Regions from separate parts of the Homo sapiens genome. Here region 1 is linked to region 2. Evidence: read pairs that join two places in POLR2A ChIA-PET (ENCODE). Cell type or tissue: PC-9. All regions are shown on one strand. Each heading gives the region's core, and the rest is flanking DNA. Links, peaks and the distances in the headings are about the cores only.

Region 1 (15,257 bases), core at 7,668-10,167, 86 kb after region 2:
GGCTTTGTGGGAATACTTCTTTAGGAATTGCTAGATCAAAAGATATGTGGACTTACACAATATGTATATATGTAACAGACAGGGTCTCACCTTGTCACCCAGGCTGGAGTGCAGTGATGCAATCATAGCTCATTGCAGCCTCAAACTCCTGGGTTCGAGCGATCCCCCTGCCTTAGCCTCCCAAGTAGCTGGGACTACAGGTACACACTACCACACCTGGCTAACTTCTAAAAACTTTTTGTAGAGATGGGATCTCACTGTGTTGTTCAGGCTGGTCTGGAACTCCTGAGCTTAAGTGATCCTCCCACCCCAGACTCCCAAAGTGATACGATTACAGGTATGAGTTACCACACCTGGCCCACACTTATAATATTGCTAGCCTGCTCTCCAAAGTAGTTTTTCCAAATGTAGAATCTCAACATTTATGAAACTACTCTTAAGAAATGGGGTTTATCAGCCTTTTACATCTTTGCAACTTCAAATAGCCAACTTGTATTTTCTTAAATTTATTGGTCATTTATATTTTCTTTTCTCTAAGTTCCCTTCCCGACCACCTACTGTGTGTGTTTCCTTTTCGTAAAATTGGGATTGTATAAAGCATGTTTTTTAACCAGTTCTGAGATTATATTGGTTATATTTTGTAACCCGCTTTTTTTTTTTTTTGAAGACAAGAGTATGCCTCTGTCTCCCAGGCTGGAGTGCAATGGTCTGACCTTGGCTCACTGCAACCTCTGCCTCCAAGGTTTAAGCGATTCTTGTGCCTCAGCTACCCGAGTAGCTGGGATTACAGGTGTGCACCACCACGCCCAGCTAATTTTTGTATTTTTAGTAGACATGGGGTTCACCATGTTGGCCAGGCTGGTCTCGAACTCCTGGCCTCAAGATACCTGCCGGCCTTGGTCTCCCAAAGTGCTGGGATTACAGGCGTGAGCCACCATGCCTGGCCGTATAATCTGCTCTTTTAATGTAACTGTATTATATATATAGGCAATCTCCCAGAAATAGATATTTTTTTACATGATTTCTAAGGGGATCTATAGTATATCTGTAGTATATGGATGATTTAACAAACTATTATTGTGTATTTTGGTAATTTCTAATTTTTGCCATTATAAATATTGCTCTGATGAACATTTTTGTACAAAAATCATCACGAATAGTTATGATTATTTCCTTTGGATAAATTTCTAGGTGTAAAATTACTGGGTTAAATATAAAGCTTTAATGTAGATTACCAATTTGCCTCTAAAATGGTTGTATTAAACAAATCTTGATTTGGATCTTGAAAAAATTATTTCCCATGAGTAGTAAGTTCTAGACAACTTGACTTAAAAGAACACTCAATGCAACCAGCTTCCAATTAACTGCATACATTTTGTATAGTACAACATGCAAAGTCTACAGTACTTCTGTCTGCAGTATAGTTAGGATGGTTCTGATTCTCCACAAATTAGTGTGTGTCTAGAGAAAGGAAAAAGCAGGAAATCTTAACCCAAAATACAATATATTTTGGAAGATGAAACTGATAAGTATCATGTAATGCAGAGCAAATAAGTTGTGCATAATCTATTAATTTCCCTTCTAATGTTTCAGTATGTGCTAATTAACAATTCATTCTCACAAAACTAAATTTTTATATTTTCACATTTTTATTTACACTTACAGTTTTGTCTTTCACATTCCAAAACACAGCAGCTCCTTCCCTGATTTAAAAAAATAAAAGAAACAACTAAGATACAGATGGAATACATTCTTTAGGGTCGTATATAAAACCATGTAACTTCTAGAATGTATACAGGATGCGATTTTTCAAAATATGATGGTACTTACTAATTTGATATTATGGTCCTTAGGTGAACTTCCTACAATAAGAGCTAAAATAAAATTCTTGATAAAACCTGACCTCCTCAAAATTTATGATTTCTCACATGGTTTGCCAAACAAATAGCCATTATTGTAATACTATATAACTTCACGTATGTAGACTCTTTCATACCTGGTTCAATTCTGATCCACAGAAATCAGAATAAGGAAATTTTTTGAGACCTTGTCTTAGCTCTCATTAGGCAGACTCTACTATGTGCAAGGAATAAAGGGCTATGCCTGGATTTTTGTGGAATAAAGAGATGGTGGTTAATTTAAGCATCAGATGGTTAAAGGCCTCTATGGAATAATGCTCCCCACGCTCACAGTGCTTGGAACAGAACTACAGTGACACCACAGGAGGCCCTCTGAATCCGATTATGGCTTTAACATTATTTAGGGTCTAAAACTACGAATGCATTTGTTTTGATTTCTCAAGTTTGACGTGTTGAAGCTGTTTCAGGTAGTAAATAAAAACAGGAGCTATAGCTCAGGGTCAGTGCACTGGAGGAAGGAAAGGAGGAAATAAAAGAAAGGTAAAAATATTAATGGCTCCACGTTATTCTTGAAACATTTCTAAAGTACTTAGTATATGTGTGGGTCCATGCTTAGTATTTGTGATAGAAACATAAGTATGATTTCATTCCTATCCTCAATCTAGAAAAGACTGGGACTGACACTTAGACCACCAATTACAATAGTGTGTGATCAGTGCTACAAGAGTATGCAGAGTATACCATGAGATGTACACCAGAGGGACCCCTTTGCTAAAGGACTAGCAGAGGCAGCCAAATGAGAAAACAAGAGGAGACAACATAGCAGAGGGGACACACAGGCTCAGAGAGGAGGTGGGACGGAGCAGAGCAGCATCTCAGAATAAACAGCCAGTAGCTGCGTGGCTGCAGATGTGGTCAAGCAGTGGGCAAGCAGGATAAAGAGGCAAGCAGGGGACAATCCAGAAGGGAACTTTATGCAGTGATAGAGAATTTGTTCATAGTCCGTGGAAATTTAGGCAGGAGAGTGTAGTGGTCAGAAATGGCCACTGAAGAATGACCCTGCTTACAATAGACAAACAGACTGGTGGTGGGTGAGCAGGCAGGCAGGGAGACAATAAGCTGTTACAATAGGCAGGGATAAGGTTTCAGGATACGGATTTGAGAGGTATTTCAAGCCACAGCCACAGTATCAGTTCAGAGAATCCCTTCCAGGCAGAAGAGAGGTCTGGTGAACTGCATATTCCTCCAACCAGAGGAATGCACTGTGCTGTGCAATGTGGTACTCAGAGGCCACATGTGGCTATTGAGTGCTTGAAACATGCCTGGTGCAAACTGAGATGCGCTGTAAGTGTACAATACACAGCAAAATTCAAAGACTTAGTATGACAAGTGAAAAAATATCATTATTAATTACATGTTGAAATGATAATATTTTAGATATGCTGGGTTGAATAAAATACATTGTTAAATTAATTTCATGTTAATATGTTAAGAAACATATTTGTGTTGTTCAAAATTAATTTTATCTTTTTAAAAATATTTAAAATGTGGTTACTGGAAAATGTATCATTACATATGAGGCTTGCATTATATTTCTTTCTTTCTTTTTTTTTTTTTCTTTGAGGCAGAGTCTCACTCTGTCACTAGGCTGGAGTGCAATGGCACGATCTCAGCTGACCACAACCATCGCCTCCCGCATTCAAGTGAATCTCCTGCCTCAGCCTCCTGAGTAGCTGGGATTACAGGCACCCTCCACCATGTGCCTGGCTAATTTTTTGTATTTTTAGTAGAGACAGGGTTTCACCATGTTGGCCAGGCTGGTCTCAAACTCCTGACCTTGTGATCTGCCTGCCTCAGCCTCCCAAAGTGCTGGGATTACAGGCATAAGCCACCGTGCCCAGCCGAGGCTTGCACTGTATTTCTGCTAGACAGTGCTGATGTAGAGTCCCTCACAAATCTAAATTCCTCACTCGGAACAACAGGGATGCTATTACTCTACTTGAATTAAATGTTGGAATCTTGATTCTCTCTAAAGATGGGGTCAAAAGGAAGGTAGGCATTGAAAGGAAAAAAGAACTTCCACTTATCATCAACTATAAGGATTATGACCACAAGAACTTTACTCAACTTTGGATTCCTACAGATGGTCCATGTGTTTCTGTTCTGTCACGTATTAGTCTCATGACTATGGGTAACTCAATCCCTATGACCCTCAGTTTCCTCAGGTGCAAAATAGACCTTCATCGGTGTGCTGAGGATAAATGAGATTATTTCACACGGTTCTATCATGTTATCATTCCCAGGCAGCTACTGTGGAGTATTTAGTATTGAGTCGGCCTTTAGATAAAAGGAATAAGTGTGTATGTGAGTCTCCTAGTCTAAAACCTCTGGAGAGGTAAGCTAAAACTTTAAAGAGCTACCAAAGGGGAAGGGAGAAAAAAAAGAAAATGGCAAGAAGAGACAGCAGGGAGGTAGCGGGAGTTTCCCTGGGGCAGGAGTCTGACAAGGGGCACTAAAGATGAATGGGAAATTGGCTGCTTTCCAGAAATTTAGTCCATGAAAATCCGAATTTACAAAGAAAGACACCCCGGGGAAGATCATTCACTTGTTTGAAATATTCTTTACTTTATAAGAGGGTTTACCAGAGAATTCCTAAAAGTGACAAACTCTCCTAGATTAAATAAGAATTAAATGATAAATTTAAATCACAAATACATTTTGAACACATTTACTGTTAAGAAAGGTATGCCTGCACCTTTAAAGACCACAATTACTTGACCCAAACCCATCATCACCTAATGGGGTTTCTTTCCTGTCTTACCTGAAGAAGAATATTGTTCCAGGATCACCTTCTTTTGCAGAATTTTCCACACCCATCACCAAAATATTTGCTGCATCTGTGATTTAAAATAAACGAACAAAAAAGCTATGTCAAGGTAACACAAGTTGTAAGAGTCACCTATAAACACTGTAATAAAGTACTTAAGATCATTTCTTTATATACCATGGAGTGCTCTGTAACACAATCACCATCTTTCTACTAAGGCCTCTGAAAGGATTTAATATATAAAAATGCAAATACGACCACCAAAAAAAGATCAGCAATTACTTTTATAAAACATTCAACAACCTGTGATATTAATATTAGAGCTCATTCATGCCCATTTTGATTCAATAATCACTAGTCCAGATAATTAATAAAGTCTTAGGTTCCATACAACTAAGTGTCAAGAATTAAACTTCTTTCTACAAAATTAAAAATAAAATTTGAAGAAGTATTAATATATTCTCTTCCTATAAATACCATTTCATTAATAATGCAATTTTAACATTCCCAAACTACTACTCCTGCTGAATTTTAAAGTATAAAAAGTAGGGCAATAGAAAATACACAGAAATAAAGATACTGACCACTTCAAAACATATGTGATTTCAAGGTTAATCACTACAGGGGCTACCACTGCAGCCACCTGCAACTATTTAAAAAAAAAGTTTTTTTTTTGTTTGTTTGTTTTTTTTGAGACAGGGTCTTGCTCTGTCTCCCAGGCTGAAGCGCAGTGCCATGATCTCAGCTCAATGCAGCCTCAACCTCCTGAACTCAAGGGACCCCCCCCCGCCCCACCCACCTCAGCCTCCCAAGTAGCTTAGACTACAGGCATGTGCCACCGCACCTGGCTAAGTTTTTGTTTATGTTTTGTAGAGATGAGGTCTCACTATGTTGCCCAGGCTGGTCGTGAACTCCTCAGCTCAAGCCATCTGCCTGCCTTGGCCTCCCAAAGTGCATTACAAGCATGAGCCACGGGGCCTGGCCTAAGTATTGTTAAAACATATACTAATATACCAATATTCATCATAAGAAGTTGCTTTATATATTAGTATAGTGATATTTATCATAAGCATATATTCCATAATATAAATTACAACCAATGTTAATATATCAATTAAAAAATATACTATTAATTTGCAAAAGGTTGTATGTCTTAACGGAATTAACATAAAATTAGGATCCTCAAAGCTTCAGAAATTTCTGGTAAAGGCTGGGTGATGGGCAATTCAGACACAGACCAAAACTGTGATTTTTTTTTTTTTTCTAAATTGTTAATTACTACATCCTACATAGGACAGAGTTTGCCTACACAGCCAAAAGCAAAATAAAATCGACTGAAACAACCCAGGGCAGTGAAGCCTGCAATTCTGTGAAGCACAGACCACACAGCTGGCAGCCTTCAGCATCAGCCAACAATACCTCCAGGCAAATTTTCATACCAAGGGGCTCTAGACATAGCTCTGTCTTTCTAAGTCAACTATGCTTGTTTTTGTCACCTAATCACACAAACGGTCTGTTTGGATTATCACAATGATATTTCAACTATCTTCTATGGGATTGAGTCTTAAGAATTTCCACTGTTATAGGAAGGCTTTCAACCTATTTTTGCTACTCTTAGGTAAATTAATAAATGTTCTGGGTATTGAGCTATCCTGAGTTTCACTGTAAAAGTTTATCAAAATGTTCTAAGTAACTTATTTATTTTTGAGACAGAGTCTCGCTCTGTCACCCAGGCTGGAGTGCAGTGGCACGATCTTGGCTCATTGCAACCTCCACCTCCCAGGTTCAAGTGATTGTCCTGCCTCAGCCTCCTGAGTAGCTGGGATTACAGGCACGTACCACCACGCCCAGCTAATTTTTGTATTTTTAGTAAAGGTGGGGTTTCACCATGTTGGACAGGCTGGTCTGAAACTCCTGACCTCAGGTGATCTGCCTGTCTCAGTCTCCCAGAGTGCAGGATTACAGGTATGAGGCATCACGCCCGGCCTATTTATTTATTTTTTAAGACAGAGTCTCACTCTGTCGCCCAGGTTGGAGTGCAGTGGCATGATCTCAGCTCACTGCAACCTCCACCCTCCAGGTTCAAGCAATTCTTGTGTCTCAGTCTCCCAAGTAGCTGGGACTACAGGCTCGTGCCACCATACCTGGCTAATTTTTGTATTTTTAGTAGAGATGGGGTTTCACCATGTTGGCCAGGCTGGTCTCGAACTCCTGACCTCAAATGATCCACCCACCTCAGCCTCCCAAAGTGCTGGGATTACAGGCCTGAGCCACCATGGCTGGCCTAAATTATTTTTAATTAATGTAAAGCAAGCCATTTCTCAAGAATCCTTCCTGATTTCACCATAAAAATCCTCAATTAAGTTCATTTTAATTTTCTTCTTTTTCATTTTTATCTTCTAACTAATCGTTTTATTATTATTATTATTTGTATTTTTAGTAGAGACAGGGGTTTCTCTATGTTGGTCAGGTTGGTCTCAAACTCCCAACCTCAGGTGATCTGCCCGCCTCGGCCTCCCAAAGTGCTGCAATTACAGGCGTGAGCTACTGCACCCGGCTAACTAATTGTTTTAAAGTATTAGATTGAGCTGGTAAATTTTTTTTTTAAAGGCTCTCCCCATGTCTATCAACTTCATGGTTCTTCTATAAGACTAAAATAACGGGCTGGGTGTGGTGGCTCAAACCTGTAATCCCAGCACTTTGGGAGGCCGAGGCGGGAGGATTAGATGAGGTTGGGAGTTCGAGGCCAGCCTGACCAACATGGAGAAACACCATCTCTACTAAAAATACAAAAATTAGCCAGGTGTGGTGGCGCATGCCTGTAATCCTAGCTACTCCGGAGGCTGAGGCAGGAAAATCGCTTGAACCTGGGAGGCGGAAGTTGTAGTGAGCTGAGATCGCGCCATTGCACTCCAGCCTGGGCAACAAGAGTGAAACTCCATCCCAAAAAACAAAAAAAAAAAAAACACAAAACACACACAGACACACACAAACTAAAATAACTTCTTAATGTGCTAGAAATGAAGTAGTATGACCTCTGACCACCTCAAGTAATAATGATCCTATAAATAATCTTAATAAATCATACTGATTTTAATGAGTTCTCTGTAAATACATTTTAATTCTTAACTTTGTCATCTTTATAAAGAGATTCAACATCCACTTTTATGATACAATCCTTTCAAAAGAAAATGAATTGCAAACAAATACATACTTAAGATAGTATCATAGGAAAATTATCCAATACATTTTAACATACTTGGCCCCAGGTTCAAGAAGAAGTACCTCTAGGCAAGCTTGTTACTTCAACATATCCGTGGGAGGCCAGATCTTGAGACAGATTTCCCAGATGATACTCATCTGCCGTTGCAAATGCTGTGCAGTGCATTAGGTCCTGTTCCAGGGAAATGAGCATAACATGGGTTACCAAGAGGCTGAAGCATCTGTGACGGCTGCTGAGCACCCTACTGGACTCCATTCTGCAAAGCTAGAACTCCAGAATTTTCTTCAAACATCTCCAAGGGTGATACAAGGGATGGGATGAAGATGAAGAGAATGAAGTTACTGGGAGGCAAATTTCAGCTCAATCTTGAAAAGAACTTGCTCCCTCCCGCCAGGCAAAAAGATGGAATGGATTATTCTGAAAGGGAAGCCACACTCAACTGGTAGTATCTCAAGCACAGATTGAATGCAAAATAGAGATGATTAAGGCATCACATGGGTGACTGGATGGAATGTTTAAGTCTCTCCAACCCTGAGTTTCCATGACTCTTTTTCAAAGCAACATTAGTATTTGAGGTCATTTCCTAATTTGTAACTACTCTTGTACAGGCAGATTCCTTTAAATCCCCAAAGGAATTACAGTATTTTTACACTGGTTAACATTTAACAAAAAGGTCTGTAAATCTGAGCATGTGTCTTGGTTTGGTTTGTACTTTGTCTCATGCCCCATCTTGCCTTTGCACACATGAGGAAAGTCATCTTGTGTCTATATAAAATACAGATGGTAAGCACTATGGCTCAATGCTGTGTTTTTTCAAACTGTAAGTCACAACACATTAGTGAGTTCTGATACCAATTTAGTTGGCCCAAAACAGCTTTTTTAATAAAACTAAATAGAAAATATTACAGTGCATTATTCACAGGAAATGCTATTTTATGAAGTTTTCTGTCACTTACATGTATCTATGTATCTACTCTAGGTCGCTATGTATGTAAAATGTTAAATATATTTCTCACTATAAGATGTGGTCAATAAAGTTTGAAAGCTATTGGCATAAGAGTTAAGATTTTAGGCACAGAAGTTGGTTACAATTTTAAAAGAGTATCAGAATAACAATAATGCCTACTTTATGGGGTTGTTGTAAAGTTTAAATAAGCTAATAAACAAAGTGCTCAGGACTGTGGCTAACACAACTGTTCAGTAGTTGTTAGATTCTAGTTGGCCAAAACAAGTTTATGAGTCACTAAATCAACATTTATTCTTAGGATTTACTCCTCTCAGCTCCCCAATTCTTTCCCATTCTGTATATTCCTGGTATGAAATTCTAGAGAAGTATATATTAATTCATTCCTTCCTCCCACCTCCATTCTGTATCTCCTGGCTCTTTCTCATGAAATGGCCTGACCCCATTTGCCCTTCCTCAATCTGTTCCACAGCTCTGATGCGTGGTTTAAAGGTAGAGGAATAACAGAGAACCTGAGGATCCATGCAAACTGAAAAATCCAAAATCAATAAAGTATCTACTCATAAACAAAATGAGACTAATCCAATTAGAAAAAAAGTCAGACAAGCTGAAATTACTGGGGAATGTGGGGATAAATGGATGTAGTACCCTAATTATGAGCAGATAACTGCTAATTCCTTCCAAATTAGCTAATTCCCATAGTCACATATGAAAGTAGGAACACGGGGATATACAAATAAAAATGTATCAGGAGTTACCAGAGTACAGGGAACAGGCACGTGCTTAAGGTTTAGACCTGTGAGCACTAGTTCTTTTTAAGGCTTCATGGAGTTAAAACTAGCTGATGTACGATGTGTGTAAAGATTCGGCCAGCTGAAAGAAAGGAATCCTAGCAAGGGGCATCAGGCGAGACATCGGGTAGGCTCCACTCTGCAAGACCTGGCAAATTCACTCAAGCTTGCTAGGTGAAATCACAGTACATTAGGTTGGATGTCAGAATTACTTCTGTGATGGCTACAGCTCATGTGCTTAGTTTGGGCTGAAGTGGGAAGAGCAAGAGGCACAAAAAGGAGATAAGCAGGTCACAAGCTAGTCCACTGAAGGATCTTCCTGTAGCTGTACTGAAAATGGCAGAGGCTGTCTCTTTTGCTAGAATCGGAGTTGTAAACTGGCAGCTCGGAGAACCATCCAACTCAAGAGTTGACCTACATCACGTTTCTAAAATTCAAATTGACTTGTCAACAATAAACTGAGAGATTTCACACAAAATCCAGATTTCCATCATCATCTGACCGAGTGGAAGATCTGGCTATAATAATGGACTAGGATAGAGTAGGGGGGCCCAGGGTCTCCAGCCCACACTGTCCCTGCCTCTCCCTGTTGTCTCACGTCTGCTTCACCATCATGTGGTACTGGCCAAGCCCATCTGCACTAAGAATGTGTACTACTTTTTTTTTTTTTTCCAAAAAAAACCCAAAAACCTTGGCAAGGCCCAATGACTCACGTCTGTAATCCCAGAACTTTGGGAGGCTGAGGCGGATGGATCACTTGAGGTCAGGAGTTCGAGACGAGCCTGGTCAACGTGGTGAAACCCTGGCTCTATTAAAAATACAAAAATTAGCCAGGCGTGGTGGCACACACCTGTAATCCCAGCTACTTGGGAGGCCAAGGCAGGAGAATCCCTTGAATCCAGGAGGCCGAGGTTGCAGTGAGCCAAAATTGCACCACTGCACTCTGGGCGACACAGCAAGACTCCGTTTCAAACAAAAACAAAACCAAAACACAACTTTATGTTCCTTTATTGGAGCAAGATTCTAGATTGATATACAGTGATGTATTAACTAAACAGAGACCTGTGCAGAAATTACATACTATCTATGTAGACAGGTTGTTATACTTCGCCTATTGATGGAATAGTTCCATTTATCAAGTTTTATACATCAAAAAGCTTTGAATTTCACCAGGCTCTCCATTAATTCACCTCTGAAAAAGTGGCATTTAATTTCAGCTACTATAGTTTACAGCATAAAAAGCTTATGCATGAGAGTGCTTCTCTGCACAGTGGCATGTTGCAGACAGAGCTGAGTCCATTATCCCACCCGGATTTACATTTGAGAGCTTTATACCAGAGAGCCAGGACAAAATTACTCCTAACCAACACAGACTTCTTACTCTCAGAGCCTATCTTCTTGGCTATATTTTATAGTGCCAGTGAAGACATGCTGGCAACTGTCCCATATACAGCTTGGCATTAGAGTACAAGGTCTGTTAATGGCGGTGGCAGGCATTATTATTTTATTCTGTTTTTTACTTTATTATTATTATATTTTTGAGACAGTTTCACTCTTGTTGCCCAGGCTGGAGTGCAATGGTGCAATCTTGGCTCATCACAACCTCTGCCTCCCCGGTTCAAGCGATTCTCCTGCCGCAGCCTCTCGAGTTGCTGGGATCACAGGCATGCGCCACCACGCCCAGCTAATTTTTGTATTTTTAGTAGAGACGGGGTTTCTCCATGTTGGTCAGGCTGGCCTCAAACTCCCGACCTCATCTGATCCTCCCGCCTCGGCCTCCCACAGTGCTGGGATTACAGGCATCAGTGACCGCACCCGGCCTATTTATTATTTTTTGAGACGGAGTCTTCCTCTGTCGCCCAGGCGTGAGGGCAGTGGTGCGATCTCAGCTCACTGCAACCTCTACCCCCTGGATTCAAGTGATTATCCCGCCTCAACCTCCCGAGTAGCTAGGATTACAGGCATGCACCACCACACCTGGCTAATTTTTGTATTTTTAGTAGAGACGGTGTTTCTTCATGTTGGCCAGGCTGGTCTCAAACTCCTGACCTCTGGTAATCTGCCCACCTCGGCCTCAAGTGCTGGGATTACAGGCGTGAGCCACCATGCCCAGCCAGGCACTATTATTTTAAATCAAGGTAAAAGGTCAGTTTTAAAAACCGCCACTTGGAGATAAAAATAAAAGGCTCAATATATTCAGAACTGAGTTTTGGGCAATCTGGTATCCCAAATTATGTGAATATTCCGACACTAACGGCAAATTGAGAATGTGTACTATTTTCAACTCTCAAGGACAGGACAAGTCAATCACTATTTTTATGAGAAAATATATTCTAAGCTCCAAATAAATTATGAATAAATCTTTAAACACAATCTGTTTTCACTTGGCCATCCTAAGGATCTTTGTTGTAGGTTTTCCAGACTGTCAACTGTCCCCTTTCCTTCTCTTGGGATCTCCCATTTAGTTTGGCTCAAAGTTCTATCCAATGTCACTCAGCTTATATGGTTTGCTACACTACTTTCTGTATTCTCCTTAAACTTCTTAGCTCTGAGTCTTAGTTGTGGGTTTCTTCTATTAATAGATGAACTTGACGTTTTAGACACTTTGTTTTGGTTTTGTTTTCTTTGCTTTTTTTATTTTAGCCTATTTGGTAAAAGGAAAGAGAATCATGGAATGTCTTGTCTGCTTTTTTTTCTTTATTAAAGATGCTGTTGTTTTCTGAGCAGCTTTCATTTTTATACATCCTTTTCTGGATTTTTACAGTGAATCCTTATTAAGCATTAGCTACATATATATGTAAAGCATATTTTGGGTTTCAGGATGGGGATCTACACCTTCCTGTTAAATAGATGTGTCAAACCAACCGATAATAGTTATGATATTCAGGGCTTTTCTACTTCAAAATGTTTTAAAAAACCCAAAAAGCAAAAACCCCAAACCACTGTATTTTAGTATGTTTTGTTTTTCTGGCCAAAGAAGACATGTTCCAGCAGATGGGGCTAGAAATCTACATATGATTCTTGTTTTAGGAGCATCGCATGCTCTGATCAGAACATTTTTTTAAAAATTATACTTTCATTTACACTGTATTACTGAAGAAAATTAGTGTGTTACAGCAATGTTGCTTCTATAGTGATATAATACATTTACATTTGGTCTTTGTCCTTGGTTCCCAGTACAGACTCCTAAAAACCCCTGTAATTTTCTAAGTGACAGGGGCATTTTTGGTTGTAGTATTTGCTCTTTGCCTTCAGTTACTAACACAGAGCTTCTAAAAATCCCTTGGAATTTCACGAGTGATGGGAACATCTTTTGTTTTAATGAGGTGACTCTCAGTGGGTCCTGGACAGCTTCAGGATGGGGGGTGGTTACCAGAAAGACCAAACTTTGATTAGAAGCTTAGAACTTTCAGCCTCACCCTTAACTTCTGGTGGACGGAGAGGGGCTGGAGATTGAGTTAATCATTAATCATGGCTTACACAATGAAACCTCCATTAAAAACACCCAGATGATGGGGTCTGGAGAACTCCTGGGTTGATCAATGCATCCATGTGCCAGGAGGGTGGCACAGCCCAGTTCTATGAGGAACAGAAGCTCCTAAGTTCCAGGCCCTTCTTGACTTCACTCTGTGCACCTCTACATCTGGTTGTTCATTTGCATACTTTATATAAAAAACCCAGTAAACATAAATAAAATGATTCCCTGAGTTCTGTGGGCCATTCTAGCAAATAATCAAACCTGAAGAGGGGATGGTTGTCATAGAGCTGGTTGGTCAGAAGCACAGGTGTCAACTGGGAGGGCAGTCTTGTGGGGCTGAGCTTAACTAACTGGCGTCTGCACTAACTCTGGCTAGTGCTGGAATTGAACTGAATTGCAGGACACCTTGTTAGTGTCTGGAGAATTGGAGAACTGGCTGGTAGGAGGAGGAAGAGGTCCCCATATATTTGATGTCAGAAGTACTGTGAGTAGATAGATCATACTAAGGAAAAATGCCTTTTCTCCTGTAACATACTGATTGGAGATTAAAGCTATAAAAACACAGATACATTTTACGTTACCAAGATCACGCTTTATCCTGTAAGTTTTTCTGACTACAACCTATAAATCATTAAACATAGTACATATACACATATATGCTTACACACCAATTGCCACAAAAGCTTCACAAACCAGTATTTACGTTTATCATGAGCAATGTATTCTGTTATTTTCTATTCTATTTCATTTTTCAAAAAAATGGTTAACAGTCCACCAGTGATTCTGTAACACAGTGCTATTAGCCTGAAAACATTCTCCCTGGTGTCGGGCTCCATGCCACTCAGACCTGCCGTTCCCATCCTCTGCTGTTCTCTTCAAAGACTGGACATTAACAAGAAGCACTGCTATTATTGTTTTCTTGTTTGTTTAGTGACAGGGCCTCACTCTGTCGCCCAGGCTGGACGGAGCGAGGTGCAGTCACGACTCACTGCAGCCTGGAACCCTGGAGCTCAAGCGATCCTCCCACCTCAGCCTCTTGAGTAGCTAGGACTACAGCTGCGCACCAGCAAGCCCGGCTTTTTTTTTTTTTTTTTTCCAAGTCTTTTAGAAATGGGAGTCTTGCTATGTTGCCAGGCTGGTCTTCAACTCCTGGCCTCAAGTGGTCTTTCTGTGTCAGCCTCCCAAAGCACTGAAATTATAGGCATAAGCCACTGGATCCACTATTGCTTTTAGGAATTGTAAGCCAAAGGGATGTGGGTTGAGTATCTCAGATTATGATCTCTGAAAATGAGACCAGGTAAAGATTTAATTCCAACAGACAGGGTGACTGAAACCTCATTCAGCCAACTCCAGATGCACGCTGTTCTGCAGAGCTGAAAAGATGAGCTGGGTGCAACTATGGGAACAAAATAAAGTCCACATGCTTTCTGACACAAAGCAGAGTCTTTTCCTTGTCTCAGTCAAGAATGGTATAAAGGGTTTACCATTTTGATGGTATAAAGTGGTATAAAGGGTTTACCACTATGATGGCCGTATAAAAATGGAGTGGCCCTCAATTTCGGGCAGAGGAAAGTCAGTCTTTGGTCCTGGGGACATATTACCTAGTCATGCCAAGACTGCTTTCTCTATGAAAAGTAAAATCTTCAAAAAATGATGTTCCAAAATTACATTATCTCAGACCACTTTAGAAACATGATTTTCTTCTCTTTTTTTGAGACAGAGTCTCACTCTGTCACCCAGGCTGGAGTGCAGTGGCATGATCTCAGCTCACTGCAACCTCCACCTCCCGAGTTCAAGAGATTCTCCTGCCTCAGCCTCCCGAGCCGCTGGGATTACAGGTGTGCACCACTACGCCTGGCTAATTTTTGTATATTTGTAGAGACAGGGTTTCACCATATTGGCTAGGCTGGTCTCGAACTCCTGACCTCAAGTAATCGCCTGCCTGGGCCTCCCAAAGTGTTGGGATTACAGCTGTGAGCCACCGCCCAGCCAGAAACATCTGATTTTCTATTATTTCCCTGTGCTTTCAGAAAGACAGCATGCGACTTGCTCTTGCCAAACTCCAACTGAAGTCATTGTCTATCATGTTACATAATGTCTCCTATAACAGAATCC
Region 2 (13,934 bases), core at 11,368-13,867:
AGTAGCTGGGACTACAGGCACCCACCACCACGCCCGGCTAATTTTTGTGTTTAGAGACTGGGTTTCACCATATTGGCCAGGCTGGTCTCGAACTCCTGACTCCAGGTGATCCGTCTACCTTGCACTCCCAAAGTGCTGGGATTACAGGCGTGAGCCGCTGCACCCGGCCATAGGTTACTCATTCTAAGCCAGAATCCTGCAGAGGTGATGTTGTGTCCTTCTCAGGGTATTGCACGCGGTGTCCATCTGTCCCTTGTAGGCTGATGTTAAGGTGTTTTCCAATTTCTCCACTGTAGAATTGGGCTTTTCTCCCTCCCTTTCAACAATAAGCATGTAAATATCCTCTCCTCTCCTCCATTTAGCACTTTAGCACCCATTGATTCTTGCTTTATCCAGCTTTCACTTTGATGGATGCTCGGGCCGATCTTTTGAATCACTATCTGTGAGTGGGTGGGTAGGATTTATGCACTCTTTTCAAAACGATGCATGACTGTAACTGTGAATAAACTCTGCCTTTCACACTGAAATAGAATTCAAATTGCTGTCCACATTAGACATAAAGCAGTTTTTCCATCTAAGTGTAGGAGTTGACATATCGAAATACTTGTTCTTGCCATAAGTGGCGCTTATGAACTATAAAAAGTTGTAATGATTTATGGAAAATAAGAATGTTTATGCTTTAAAAGTGTATGAAATTGACTTTTCTTTCAAAAAGACAAACTGTGTATTTTGCTCCTTTAGTGCCTTCACTCTAAGCACTACCCAGCCAGCCTTTGGCCCTCCTGAGATACCACACACCTATATGACGTTGGTCAAGTCATATGACCGTTTTTAAAAAGACTGTTTTTAAGAGCAGTTTCAGGTTCACAGCAAAATTGAGTGGAGAGTTCGGAGAATTCCCATGTGTCCCTTGCCCCAACGTCTGCATAGCCTCCCCCAACCCTTATCAACATTCCCCACCAGAATGGGTCATTTGTTACAATCAATGAACCTGCACTGACACATGGTTATCACCCAAAGTCCATAGTTTACATTAGGGCTCACTCTTGGTGGTGTACATTCTGTGGATTTGGGCCAATACATAATGATGTGTACCCACCATTACAGTGTCATGCAAAATGGCTTCACTGCCATAAAAATCATCTGTGCTTCATGTATTCATCCCTTCCTCCCCCAACCCCTGGCAGCCACTGCTCTTTTTACTGTCTCCAAAGTTTTGTCTTTTTCAGAATGTCATATAGTTGGAATCATACATTGTGTATCTTCCTCAGAGCGTCTTCTTTTGCTTAGCTATATACATTTAAGTTCCCTCCGTGTATTTTCATGGCCTGATAACTAATTTTTCTTTTTTTTTTTCTTTTTTGAGACAGAGTCTCGCTCTGTTGCCCAGGCTGGAGTGCAGTGGCGCGATCTCAGCTCACTGCGAGCCCCGTCTCCCGGGTTCAAGCAATTCTCTGCCTCAGCCTCCCGAGTAGCTGGGATTACAGGTGCCCACCACAATGCCCGGCTAATTTTTGTTTGTTTGTTTGTTTTAGTAGAGACGGGGTTTCACCATCTTGGCCAGGCTGGTCTTGAACTCATGATCTCATGATCCACCCACCTCGGCCTCCCAAAGTGCTGGGTTACAGTCATGAGCCACCGCGCCCAGCGGTGGTTTTTTTTTTTTTTTTTAGTGCTGAATAGTATTATGTTGTCTGGATATACCATACTTTATCCACTCACTTATTGAAGGACATCTGATTGCTTCCAAGTTTTGGCAATTATGCATAAAGTTGCTGTAAACATCTGTGTGCAGATGTTTTGTGTGGACATAAATTTTCAACTCATTTGGGTGAATACCAAGGAGCATGATTGCCAGATCATATGGTAAGAGTATGTTCAGTATGAAAACAAACCGCAGACTGTCCTCCCAAGTGGCTGTCCATTTGCGTTCTCACAGATGACTATTTTTGAAGTCCCAGTTGGAGGGAGCAGGTGAGCTCCACCTTCTAGCCCATAAGGCTCTGTAAGTGATGGCTTTGTGATGGGAACTTGACTGATAGCCTCATGGGCGAATGTGATGGGAACTTGACTGATAGCCTCATGGGCGAATACTCAAGAACTTAAAGCTCTTTACAACCAAGCCAAACCCACGAGCAGGTTCCACCATGCCTTGGCCATTGCCAGACAAAACCCCATTGTGTTTTTGCTTGATTTTCGTCCTGTGACACTGACATTTCAGGCCAGGCTAGTTGTTTTGCAGAACGTCCTTCATTGTGGATTCATCTGATTGTTTCCTCGTGATTAGATGCCGTTAAACATTTTGATCAGCAGAGCTGCAAAGATGAATTCTTGTCCTTCTGAGTGCCTCACATCAGGAAGCGCGATGACATCTGTTCCATTATCGAGGATAAGTCTGATCACTTGGTTAAAGTGGTGCCTGCCAGATTTCTCCATTGTCGAGGTCCTTTTTGTTTGTTTTTGTTTCTTTTTTTTCTTTTTTTTTTTTTTGACACAGTCTTGCCCTGTCTCCCAGGCTGGAATGCAGTGGCACGATCTCGGCTCACTGCAACCTCCGCCTCCCTGGTTCAACCGATTCTCCTGCCTCAGCCTCCCGAGTAGCTGGGATTACAGACATGTGCCACCACGCCCGGCTAATTTGTTTGTATTTTTAGTAGAGATGAGGTTTCACCATGTTGGCCAGGCTGGTCTCTAACTCCTGATCTCAGGTGATCCGCCCGCTTTGGCCTCCCAAAGTGCTGGGATTACAGGCGTGAGCCACCGCGCCAGGCCTCGAGGCCCTTTTTCTTTTAAATTAAGTGTCAGGGAAGTTCAGCGGCGGCTTGGCAGTTGGTTAGCAGGATGGTTTTCGGCCTCAGCAGGCTTGGGTTTGAAGAGACCCCACTGGGGCGGTCCGCAGGACCCCCGGGGGTTTCCTGGGAGGTCGAGGGCTGGCGCCGGGCGCGGGGAGGCTGCGTCTTTTGTGATGTTCGCGGCTGGCTTCCCGGGCCCAGGCTTTCGCGAGCTATGGCAGCCGGCAGGGGCGCGCTGGGCCTCACGGGCGGCTGTTGGGCTGCCCCTGCCGGCGGGCTGCGCGCGCCATGCCCTGGTGGAGTAAACTCTGCAGTGAGTAGCACGTGCACCCAAGCGGCAGTTCGCCCCGCAGCGATGGCGGACACGGAATCCCGAGGGCCACCAACTGTCCCTTAGGACCGGCCCGAGATGGGTGTGTGTGGGTTTTCCAGCCTCCTTCCTTCCCGTCCCAGGCTTGGGAAAGCCTCTCTACTGGCCAAGGCGCGCAGGGACAGGTCGGGAAGGGCCTGCGCCCGTGGCATCCCAGCCCAGGCTGTAGAGCCGCCCGCTGCCCTTGATCTTGCCCCAGCCCCCAGCCCTAGAAAGGAAAGGCCTCGTTCTGGGTCCCGTGACAGGTGCCAAAACGCTCTGCGCCAGCAGCCTACCTCCCCGAAGACTCTGGCTTGAAAGGGGAGTCGGGGGGTTGGAATGGACATGGCTGTGGCTGCGGTCAGCTGGGGAGGTGGGCGGCAGGGCAGGTCGAGGATGACCCAGGCCTCAAAAAGTCACCAGGATTTAGCGAAGTTGCCCTCACTGTAAGGCCTGGAGGCCGGCAAAGTGTGGGACGCAGAACAGAATGGAACAGGCCTCAACACTTGGGCTGCGCCATGGGGAGTGTGAAGCCCAGTGATGGGGCAGGCTGGAAAGTACGGTCTAGGCTTCAATGCGGGTTCCAAGCCCAGTGGGTGGCCACACGATCGCATGTGTTTTGGGGTCAGGATCTCAACAGCGCGGGTACAGATATAGGTACCTGCCAGACTAGGTAGGTTAGAAGACTATTCTCTAGGCCCTAAAGCCATTAGGAGTCCACAGCCTGTTGATGTGATAGAAGCGGTATTTTAGGAGGCTTTGCTTAGCAGGTACCTTGTATGGAGTGAGTAGATTGCCCCAGCACAGAGGGTACGTGGAGGCCGAAATCAGGCTGAAGCACAAAGCATGGAGGCGCCCGAAGATTGTTCTGACAATTGTAGCTCTTAGGATTACTTATGTTAAAAGAGACTGCAGACTAGTTGACCAGCTACAACTTAAAATTTTTCTATATACATTTTATTATGTGTTCAACTCATAACTCACTTACTCTATATAAAGAGAGCATTTGATTATTGTTAAGCTGTACTGAACTATCAATAGCTGTTCAGTAACAGCTACCTTAGATACTGATGGCAGTCGCCCAGGCTGGAGTGCAGTAGTGTGATCTCGGCTCACTGCAACCTCCACCTCCCGGGTTCAAGTGATTCTCCTGCCTCAGCCTCCCAAGTAGCTGAGACTACAGGCATGCGCCACCATGCACGACTGATTTTTGTATTTTTAGTAGAGATGGGGTTTCACCACTTTGGCCAGCGTGGTCTTGAACTCCTGACCTCAAGTAAACCGCCTGCCTCAGCCTCCCAAAGTGCTGGGATTACAGGTGTGAGCCATAGTGCCCGGCCCAATAGCTGTTTTGTTCTGCCTGCTGGCAGCTGGTTCACGAACCTTTATCTCCCTAGTTTTGACTATAAACATGTCGGCCCTTTCAGAATGAAGCAGAAGTGTTTCCAATGGAAACACAGATTTAAGAGTGGAGGGAAAATAGTGAGGGGGAAATGGTTGTGTGACACCAGCTTTCTACTCCTATATTAGCAACATGTCTCTGCATTTTCTGATTCCAGGGAGGTTGATGAGTGTTTGTTTTTAATCACATGCTTGCTGGCAGGATATGTAATTTATGTTTGTATTCTGTACTAGTGAAATCATACTAGAATAGAGTTTGTTACTGGAATTTTTCTTTTTTCTCTAGTATATTTCCAATTATTTTATCCAACTTTTTCAAAAGGAAAGTCACATCTCTTAAATGGCATTAGAAGTGTTTGCAAAAAGTTCTTTTGTGACCGCCAGGCACGGTGGCTCACGCCTGTAATCACAGCACTTTGGGAGGCTGAGGCAGGCGGATCACCTGAGGTCAGGAGTTTGAAACCAGCCTGGCCAACATGGTGAAACCTTATCTGTACAAAAAATACAAAAATTAGCCGAGCGTGGTGGCAGCCACCTGTAATCCCAGCTACTTGGGAAGCTGAGGCAGGAGAATCGCTTGAACCCAGGAGGCGGAGGTTGCAGTGAGCTGAGATCGAGCCACTGCACTCCAGCGTGGGTGACAGAGCGAAGACTGGTTCAAAAAAAGAAAAAAAGAAAAAAGAAATAGTTCATGGAAATACACTTAAGGAAGCCTTTGGATTTAACTATAAACAAATTCATCACAGTGTCAGTTTATAATAGGAACAAATAGAAACTTAAAGCATTTTCTTATTTCAGAATACTATACATGCTTTAAAAAATAATGGGAAGAGTGTATATATCTAAAATGTAGAAGTAGTTTAAATCGTCGATGTCTGGACTTTCTCTTTGAATATTTGCTTCAAAGTTTAATATGAGTGTTTAATTTTTCCTTATTGTTTGTTAAGTCTAATGTTGGTCACAAATGTGTATTTTATAAAGAGAAAAGGGAAATCCTTTAGGAATGCGCCTCAGATCAAAATAATGAGATTCTTGGGTTTTTCTTGAAATCTTCTTCGCTATCTGAAATGTTTAGTTCTCAGAGGTAAAACTAAAATGTTTTGTTTTAAATGCTATCTTAGATACTGATGGCAGAAAAAATGAGCCTTGCTGATTATCGAAGCTGTTACAGATGGTGAGTCTATGGCATCACCACTGAAGCAAAGGCCCTTATTGAGTCTCTGAAGAATAAGAGGCCCAGATAACCTATTCATCTATGAATATCCAAAAAATCTAGCAATATTTGAAAAGAAAAAAAGAACTTTAGCATAACTTAGAGAATAACAAGGTACAAGGACAAAAAAAAACTCTAGGTCACACTCTTGCCCTGACTTGGTTGGGTACCTCAGGCAGTTTTGTTGTTGTTGTTGTTGTCTGTTCATTTGTTTTTTGAGTCAGTCTCGCTCGGTCACCCAGGCTGGAGTGCAATGGCATGATCTTGGCTCACTGCAACCTCTGCCTCCCATGTTCAAGAGATTCTCCTGCCTCAGCCTCCCGAGTAGCTAGGGCTACAGGCACCCGCCACTACGCCTGGCTGGTTTTTGTATTTTTAGTAGAGACGGGGTTTCACCATGTTGGCCAGCCTGCTCTCAAACTCCTGACCTTAAATGATCCACCTGCCTGGACCTCCCAAAGTGCTGGCATTACAGGGATGAGCCACCTCGCCCAGCCTAGTTTTTTATTTAACTTTCTGGGGTTCAGTTTCAAAATAAAACCAAATAAGTAGTATGATGGCAATTTGTAGACATAGATTTGTAATATTTCATAAATAAGAAAATTAAATTGTTTTCAGAGTAATAAGATTATATAATTGGAAGGAATGTATGGATTTGGGGAAGCATTCTATATTTCTAAATATTTCTGCATTTCAAGTATTTATTGCTGTGTTCTAAGTCTTGTTGTATGTACTAGTTATAATTTTTTTTTTGGGGGGGACAGAGTCTTGCTGTGTCACCCAGGCTGGAGTGCAGTGGTGCGATCTCAGCTCACTGCAACCTCCACCTCCCGGCTTCACACCATTCTCCTTCCTCAGTCTCCTGAGTAGCTGGGATTACAGGCGCCTGCCACCACGCCTGGCTAATTTTTTGTATTTTTAGTAGAGACGGGGTTTCACCGTGTTAGCCAGGATGGTCTCGATCTCCTGACCTTGTGATCCGCCCGCCTCAGCCTCCCAGAGTGCTGGGATTACAGGCGTGAGCCACCGCGCCTGGCTAGTTATAATTATTAACCTTCAATTTGTGCTTAAAACATTAAGTATATTTTTTCAGGTTTTGTTAAGATCTTTTTGGTGTCCATTTTAATTGACCTGTTTAGTACAAAAATCGATATATGTCCTATATAGAAAATTAGAGGCTGGGGGCAGTGGCTCACACCTGTAATCCCAGCACTTTGGGAGGCTGAGGTGGGCGGATCACCTGAGGCCAGGAGTTCTCGAGACCAGCCTGGCCAACATGGTGAAACCCCATCTCTACTAAAAATACAAACATCAGCCAGGTGTGGTGACACATGCCACTAGTCCCAGCTACTCGGGAGGCTGAGGCAGGAGAATCGCTTGAACCCGGGAGGTGGAGGTTGCAGTGAGCCCAGATCACATCACTGCAGCCTGGGTGACAGAGTGAGACTCTGTCTTAAAAAAAAAAAAAAGAAAAGAAAAAAGAAAATTCAGACAAGCAAAACTAAAATAAATGACATTCGCATCCCCCAGAGATCATATGTGAAGGATGTGTGTGTATATGTGTGTGTGTGTGTGTGTGTGTGTGTGTGTGTGTGTGAGAGAGAGAGAGAGAGAGAGAGAGAGAGAGAAAGGAGAGACAGTTGTTTTTAAGCCAGAATGAGGTCATTGTATATACTGTTTGGTAACCTGCTTTTTGCAGTCAAATCTCTACCCTTTTATGTCAATTAAAATTCATCTCATCTAATCCCAAATCTCATACTCAGTATTTTCCAAGAAGACCCAAAAATGTCCTTTTGCTGTTTTTCCCTAACAAATATCCAATTCAGGATCATGCCAGGTACCTCTGGTTGTTGTGTTCCTTAAATCTCTTAATTTAACACAATACATCTCCCTCCTACTTCCCCCCATTAAATCACATTGACTTGACTTTTCCCCTCAGTGATTTTAAAATTACAAACCCGGAAAAATATAGTAAACACTTATATACACTTGACCTATTCGCCATTTATGGAAAGCCACATCATCCGCCCCACCACCCACTAAGCTATTTGGAAGTTACTTGCAGACAATCCTTTTGTGTTTCTGCTGGATTTTCATCCTTCTGTGACATTGACATTTCAGGCCAGGCTAGTTGTTTTGCAGAATGCCCTTCGCTGTGGATTTGTCTGGTTGTGTCGTTGTGATTAGATACCATTAAACCTTTTGGTCAGGAATGCCACGTAGATGAATTCTTGTCCTTCTCAGTGCTTCACACCAGGAAGCGCGATGGCATCTGTCCCATTATTGAGGATGTTAAATGTGATCACTTGGTTAAGGTGGTGCCTGTCAGATTTCTCCATTGCCAAGGTCATTTTTTTGAAATTAAGTAATGTGTATGTTGGTATTCTGAATGTACGTTTCCTGACAGCCTTTTACCCGATGGTTTTAGCAGTTTATGATACTTGACTGAATGAGTTATTACAATGGTGTCTGTAAATTGTGATTTTCTAAATCTAAAATTCTAACAATAATGACTTTGAGGATCAAAGTGGAAGTTATATCTATATTTATTGACATTTCTTTTTTCCTTAAAGAAGCGCTCCCTTCTCCTCATTTACCTTTTTTAGTATCACTCTCGATTCATGGATTCTTTTTTTATTCAATGTGTTGTAACCCATCAATGTCATCATTCTCTTTCTTTTTCTTTTTCACATCAGACGAGTAATGTGCCATCGTGGTGACAATGCACACATTGCACATGAACACCCAATCGTCACTCTCATAAAATACAAAGGATCCATTATTCTTTTCTATGCTTCAAAGTTTGGGCATTGGGAGCCCCTTCAAGCCAGTTCTTGTGTCCTTTTGACACCTCCATCAGCTTTTGAGCATCTCCTTTCTGTTACAACAAAATATTCTTCATACGTCCTCTGACCCAGCCTGGAATTTCTCCAAAGAGCTCTGGTCCCTTTTGGGGACCTGTTGAGGTCGGACTTAGTTACCACATAGAATGTCCCCTTCTTTAGATTTGTGTAGATACTTGTTTGTTCTTTAGCTTGTTCCTCAAACCCTATATTTCCTGTTAAGTGGGAAGTTACATCTAAAACTTGATGGATTCTTGTTTAAAATATGGGTGTGATGTGGGATTCCATCTTACATTGCAACAGAAGATGCACTACCTCGTTGACTCACTCTTAGAGGTGCCGTGACTACTTATGTGGAACTAATTTTTTGATAGTTAAGTTTGTCAACTTTCCCTTTAACAAGCAACAGAAAGAGCAGATAATTCTCTTTGAACCTGAATTTTTGAAGGTCATTGGAAAGAAGTAGACATTAATCTATTAAGATTTGCAAATCTCTGTAAGATCTCACTTTATCCTTGAATTGCCTCGCATTAAAGAAAGTATTAATTGGTCATATTTTTAAAATATTTAATTTTCACTGGGTGCAGTGGCTCACGCCTGTAATCCCAGCACTTTGGGAGGCCGAGGTGGGTGGATCACTAGAGGTCAGGAGCTCAAGACCAGCCTGGCCAGCATGGTGAAACCCCTCCCATACTAAAAATACAAAAATTGACTGGGCGTGTTGGCTCACGCCTGTAATCCCAGCACTTTGGGAGGCAGAGGTGGGTGGATCACGAGGTCAGAAGATCGAGACCATTCTGGCTAACACGGTGAAACCCCGTCTCTATACTAAAAATACAAAAAAAAAAAAATTAGCCTCCCTACTCGGGAGGCTGAGACAGGAGAATGGCGTGAACCCAGGAGGCGGAGCTTGCAGTGAGCCACGATCGTGCCTCTGCACTCCAGCCTGGGTGACAGAGTGAGACTCCATCTCAAAAAAAACAAACAAAAAAAACAAATTAGCTGGGCATGGTGACAGACGCCTGTAATCCCAGCTAATCAGGAGGCTGAGGTGGGAGAATCACTTGAACCTAGGACAGAGGTTGCAGTGAACCGAGATCGTGCCACTGTGCTCCAGCCTGGGCGACAGAGTGAGACTCTGTCTCAAAAAAAAAAAAAAAAAAAGTTAATTTTCTTGGGCTAGGCACTATAGCTCACACTTGTAATCCCACTGCTTTGAGAAGCTGAGACAGGAGGGTCACTTGAGCCCAGCAGTTGGAGAGCAGCCTGGACAACATAGTGAGATCTCATCTCTACAGAAAATAAAAAACTTAGCTGGACATGGTGGCATGTGCCTGTAGTCCCAGCTACTCGGGATGCTGAGGTGGGAGGATTCCTTGAGCCTGGGAGGTTGAGGCTGCAGTGAGCCGAGACCACACCACTGCCCTCCAGCCGGGGCAAGAGAGTGAGGCCCTGTCGGAGAAAAACAATTTTCTTGTATTGTAATCACCTTTTCTCTTCTCCCCACCCCCCCGCCCCTTTTTGTTAATAGTTGGACAGAGAGACTCTGAAGATGTGAGCAAAAGAGACTCCGATAAAGAGATGGCTACTAAGTCAGCGGTTGTTCACGACATCACAGATGATGGGCAGGAGGAGACACCCGAAATAATCGAACAGATTCCTTCTTCAGAAAGCAATTTAGAAGAGCTAACACAACCCACTGAGTCCCAGGCTAATGATATTGGATTTAAGAAGGTGTTTAAGTTTGTTGGCTTTAAATTCACTGTGAAAAAGGATAAGACAGAGAAGCCTGACACTGTCCAGCTACTCACTGTGAAGAAAGATGAAGGGGAGGGAGCAGCAGGGGCTGGCGACCACAAGGACCCCAGCCTTGGGGCTGGAGAAGCAGCATCCAAAGAAAGCGAACCCAAACAATCTACAGAGAAACCCGAAGAGACCCTGAAGCGTGAGCAAAGCCACGCAGAAATTTCTCCCCCAGCCGAATCTGGCCAAGCAGTGGAGGAATGCAAAGAGGAAGGAGAAGAGAAACAAGAAAAAGAACCTAGCAAGTCTGCAGAATCTCCGACTAGTCCCGTGACCAGTGAAACAGGATCAACCTTCAAAAAATTCTTCACTCAAGGTTGGGCCGGCTGGCGCAAAAAGACCAGTTTCAGGAAGCCGAAGGAGGATGAAGTGGAAGCTTCAGAGAAGAAAAAGGAACAAGAGCCAGAAAAAGTAGACACAGAAGAAGACGGAAAGGCAGAGGTTGCCTCCGAGAAACTGACCGCCTCCGAGCAAGCCCACCCACAGGAGCCGGCAGAAAGTGCCCACGAGCCCCGGTTATCAGCTGAATATGAGAAAGTTGAGCTGCCCTCAGAGGAGCAAGTCAGTGGCTCGCAGGGACCTTCTGAAGAGAAACCTGCTCCGTTGGCGACAGAAGTGTTTGATGAGAAAATAGAAGTCCACCAAGAAGAGGTTGTGGCCGAAGTCCACGTCAGCACCGTGGAGGAGAGAACCGAAGAGCAGAAAACGGAGGTGGAAGAAACAGCAGGGTCTGTGCCAGCTGAAGAATTGGTTGAAATGGATGCAGAACCTCAGGAAGCTGAACCTGCCAAGGAGCTGGTGAAGCTCAAAGAAACGTGTGTTTCCGGAGAGGACCCTACACAGGGAGCTGACCTCAGTCCTGATGAGAAGGTGCTGTCCAAACCCCCCGAAGGCGTTGTGAGTGAGGTGGAAATGCTGTCATCACAGGAGAGAATGAAGGTGCAGGGAAGTCCACTAAAGAAGCTTTTTACCAGCACTGGCTTAAAAAAGCTTTCTGGAAAGAAACAGAAAGGGAAAAGAGGAGGAGGAGACGAGGAATCAGGGGAGCACACTCAGGTTCCAGCCGATTCTCCGGACAGCCAGGAGGAGCAAAAGGGCGAGAGCTCTGCCTCATCCCCTGAGGAGCCCGAGGAGATCACGTGTCTGGAAAAGGGCTTAGCCGAGGTGCAGCAGGATGGGGAAGCTGAAGAAGGAGCTACTTCCGATGGAGAGAAAAAAAGAGAAGGTGTCACTCCCTGGGCATCATTCAAAAAGATGGTGACGCCCAAGAAGCGTGTTAGACGGCCTTCGGAAAGTGATAAAGAAGATGAGCTGGACAAGGTCAAGAGCGCTACCTTGTCTTCCACCGAGAGCACAGCCTCTGAAATGCAAGAAGAAATGAAAGGGAGCGTGGAAGAGCCAAAGCCGGAAGAACCAAAGCGCAAGGTGGATACCTCAGTATCTTGGGAAGCTTTAATTTGTGTGGGATCATCCAAGAAAAGAGCAAGGAGAGGGTCCTCTTCTGATGAGGAAGGGGGACCAAAAGCAATGGGAGGAGACCACCAGAAAGCTGATGAGGCCGGAAAAGACAAAGAGACGGGGACAGACGGGATCCTTGCTGGTTCCCAAGAACATGATCCAGGGCAGGGAAGTTCCTCCCCGGAGCAAGCTGGAAGCCCTACCGAAGGGGAGGGCGTTTCCACCTGGGAGTCATTTAAAAGGTTAGTCACGCCAAGAAAAAAATCAAAGTCCAAGCTGGAAGAGAAAAGCGAAGACTCCATAGCTGGGTCTGGTGTAGAACATTCCACTCCAGACACTGAACCCGGTAAAGAAGAATCCTGGGTCTCAATCAAGAAGTTTATTCCTGGACGAAGGAAGAAAAGGCCAGATGGGAAACAAGAACAAGCCCCTGTTGAAGACGCAGGGCCAACAGGGGCCAACGAAGATGACTCTGATGTCCCGGCCGTGGTCCCTCTGTCTGAGTATGATGCTGTAGAAAGGGAGAAAATGGAGGCACAGCAAGCCCAAAAAAGCGCAGAGCAGCCCGAGCAGAAGGCAGCCACTGAGGTGTCCAAGGAGCTCAGCGAGAGTCAGGTTCATATGATGGCAGCAGCTGTCGCTGACGGGACGAGGGCAGCTACCATTATTGAAGAAAGGTCTCCTTCTTGGATATCTGCTTCAGTGACAGAACCTCTTGAACAAGTAGAAGCTGAAGCCGCACTGTTAACTGAGGAGGTATTGGAAAGAGAAGTAATTGCAGAAGAAGAACCCCCCACGGTTACTGAACCTCTGCCAGAGAACAGAGAGGCCCGGGGCGACACGGTCGTTAGTGAGGCGGAATTGACCCCCGAAGCTGTGACAGCTGCAGAAACTGCAGGGCCATTGGGTGCCGAAGAAGGAACCGAAGCATCTGCTGCTGAAGAGACCACAGAAATGGTGTCAGCAGTCTCCCAGTTAACCGACTCCCCAGACACCACAGAGGAGGCCACTCCGGTGCAGGAGGTGGAAGGTGGCGTACCTGACATAGAAGAGCAAGAGAGGCGGACTCAAGAGGTCCTCCAGGCAGTGGCAGAAAAAGTGAAAGAGGAATCCCAGCTGCCTGGCACCGGTGGGCCAGAAGATGTGCTTCAGCCTGTGCAGAGAGCAGAGGCAGAAAGACCAGAAGAGCAGGCTGAAGCGTCGGGTCTGAAGAAAGAGACGGATGTAGTGTTGAAAGTAGATGCTCAGGAGGCAAAAACTGAGCCTTTTACACAAGGGAAGGTGGTGGGGCAGACCACCCCAGAAAGCTTTGAAAAAGCTCCTCAAGTCACAGAGAGCATAGAGTCCAGTGAGCTTGTAACCACTTGTCAAGCCGAAACCTTAGCTGGGGTAAAATCACAGGAGATGGTGATGGAACAGGCTATCCCCCCTGACTCGGTGGAAACCCCTACAGACAGTGAGACTGATGGAAGCACCCCCGTAGCCGACTTTGACGCACCAGGCACAACCCAGAAAGACGAGATTGTGGAAATCCATGAGGAGAATGAGGTCGCATCTGGTACCCAGTCAGGGGGCACAGAAGCAGAGGCAGTTCCTGCACAGAAAGAGAGGCCTCCAGCACCTTCCAGTTTTGTGTTCCAGGAAGAAACTAAAGAACAATCAAAGATGGAAGACACTCTAGAGCATACAGATAAAGAGGTGTCAGTGGAAACTGTATCCATTCTGTCAAAGACTGAGGGGACTCAAGAGGCTGACCAGTATGCTGATGAGAAAACCAAAGACGTACCATTTTTCGAAGGACTTGAGGGGTCTATAGACACAGGCATAACAGTCAGTCGGGAAAAGGTCACTGAAGTTGCCCTTAAAGGTGAAGGGACAGAAGAAGCTGAATGTAAAAAGGATGATGCTCTTGAACTGCAGAGTCACGCTAAGTCTCCTCCATCCCCCGTGGAGAGAGAGATGGTAGTTCAAGTCGAAAGGGAGAAAACAGAAGCAGAGCCAACCCATGTGAATGAAGAGAAGCTTGAGCACGAAACAGCTGTTACCGTATCTGAAGAGGTCAGTAAGCAGCTCCT

Evidence for each region. ChIA-PET counts read pairs that join two places held together with the same protein. Peaks named below come from ENCODE experiments on the same cell type or tissue, not always from the same donor. Only the 100,000 strongest peaks of a DNase experiment are listed, where the experiment ranks them.
Region 1: POLR2A ChIA-PET joins it to region 2 with 7 read pairs; 4 of 35 experiments call an interaction of 5 or more read pairs at or near these places.

What each region holds. Positions count from the first base shown.
Region 1 is chr6:151,428,475-151,443,731 of GRCh38, forward strand. It overlaps RMND1 (required for meiotic nuclear division 1 homolog), which reads right to left. Exons shown (of 12, transcript NM_017909.4): 3 at 7,972-8,080; 4 at 4,681-4,756; 5 at 1,664-1,703. Among named protein-coding and RNA genes, the nearest start is that of RMND1, 16 kb to the right of the region's middle. In PC-9, for the core only: no CTCF peak of the experiment used is centred there; a DNase peak (open chromatin) is centred at 9,087; H3K27ac peaks cover 1,187 bases.
Region 2 is chr6:151,338,582-151,352,515 of GRCh38, forward strand. It overlaps AKAP12 (A-kinase anchoring protein 12), which reads left to right. Exons shown (of 5, transcript NM_005100.4): 4 at 10,130-13,934. It also overlaps the pseudogene LOC124901550. Among named protein-coding and RNA genes, the nearest start is that of ZBTB2, 46 kb to the right of the region's middle. RefSeq lists an enhancer at 2,781-3,298. In PC-9, for the core only: no CTCF peak of the experiment used is centred there; no DNase peak of the experiment used is centred there.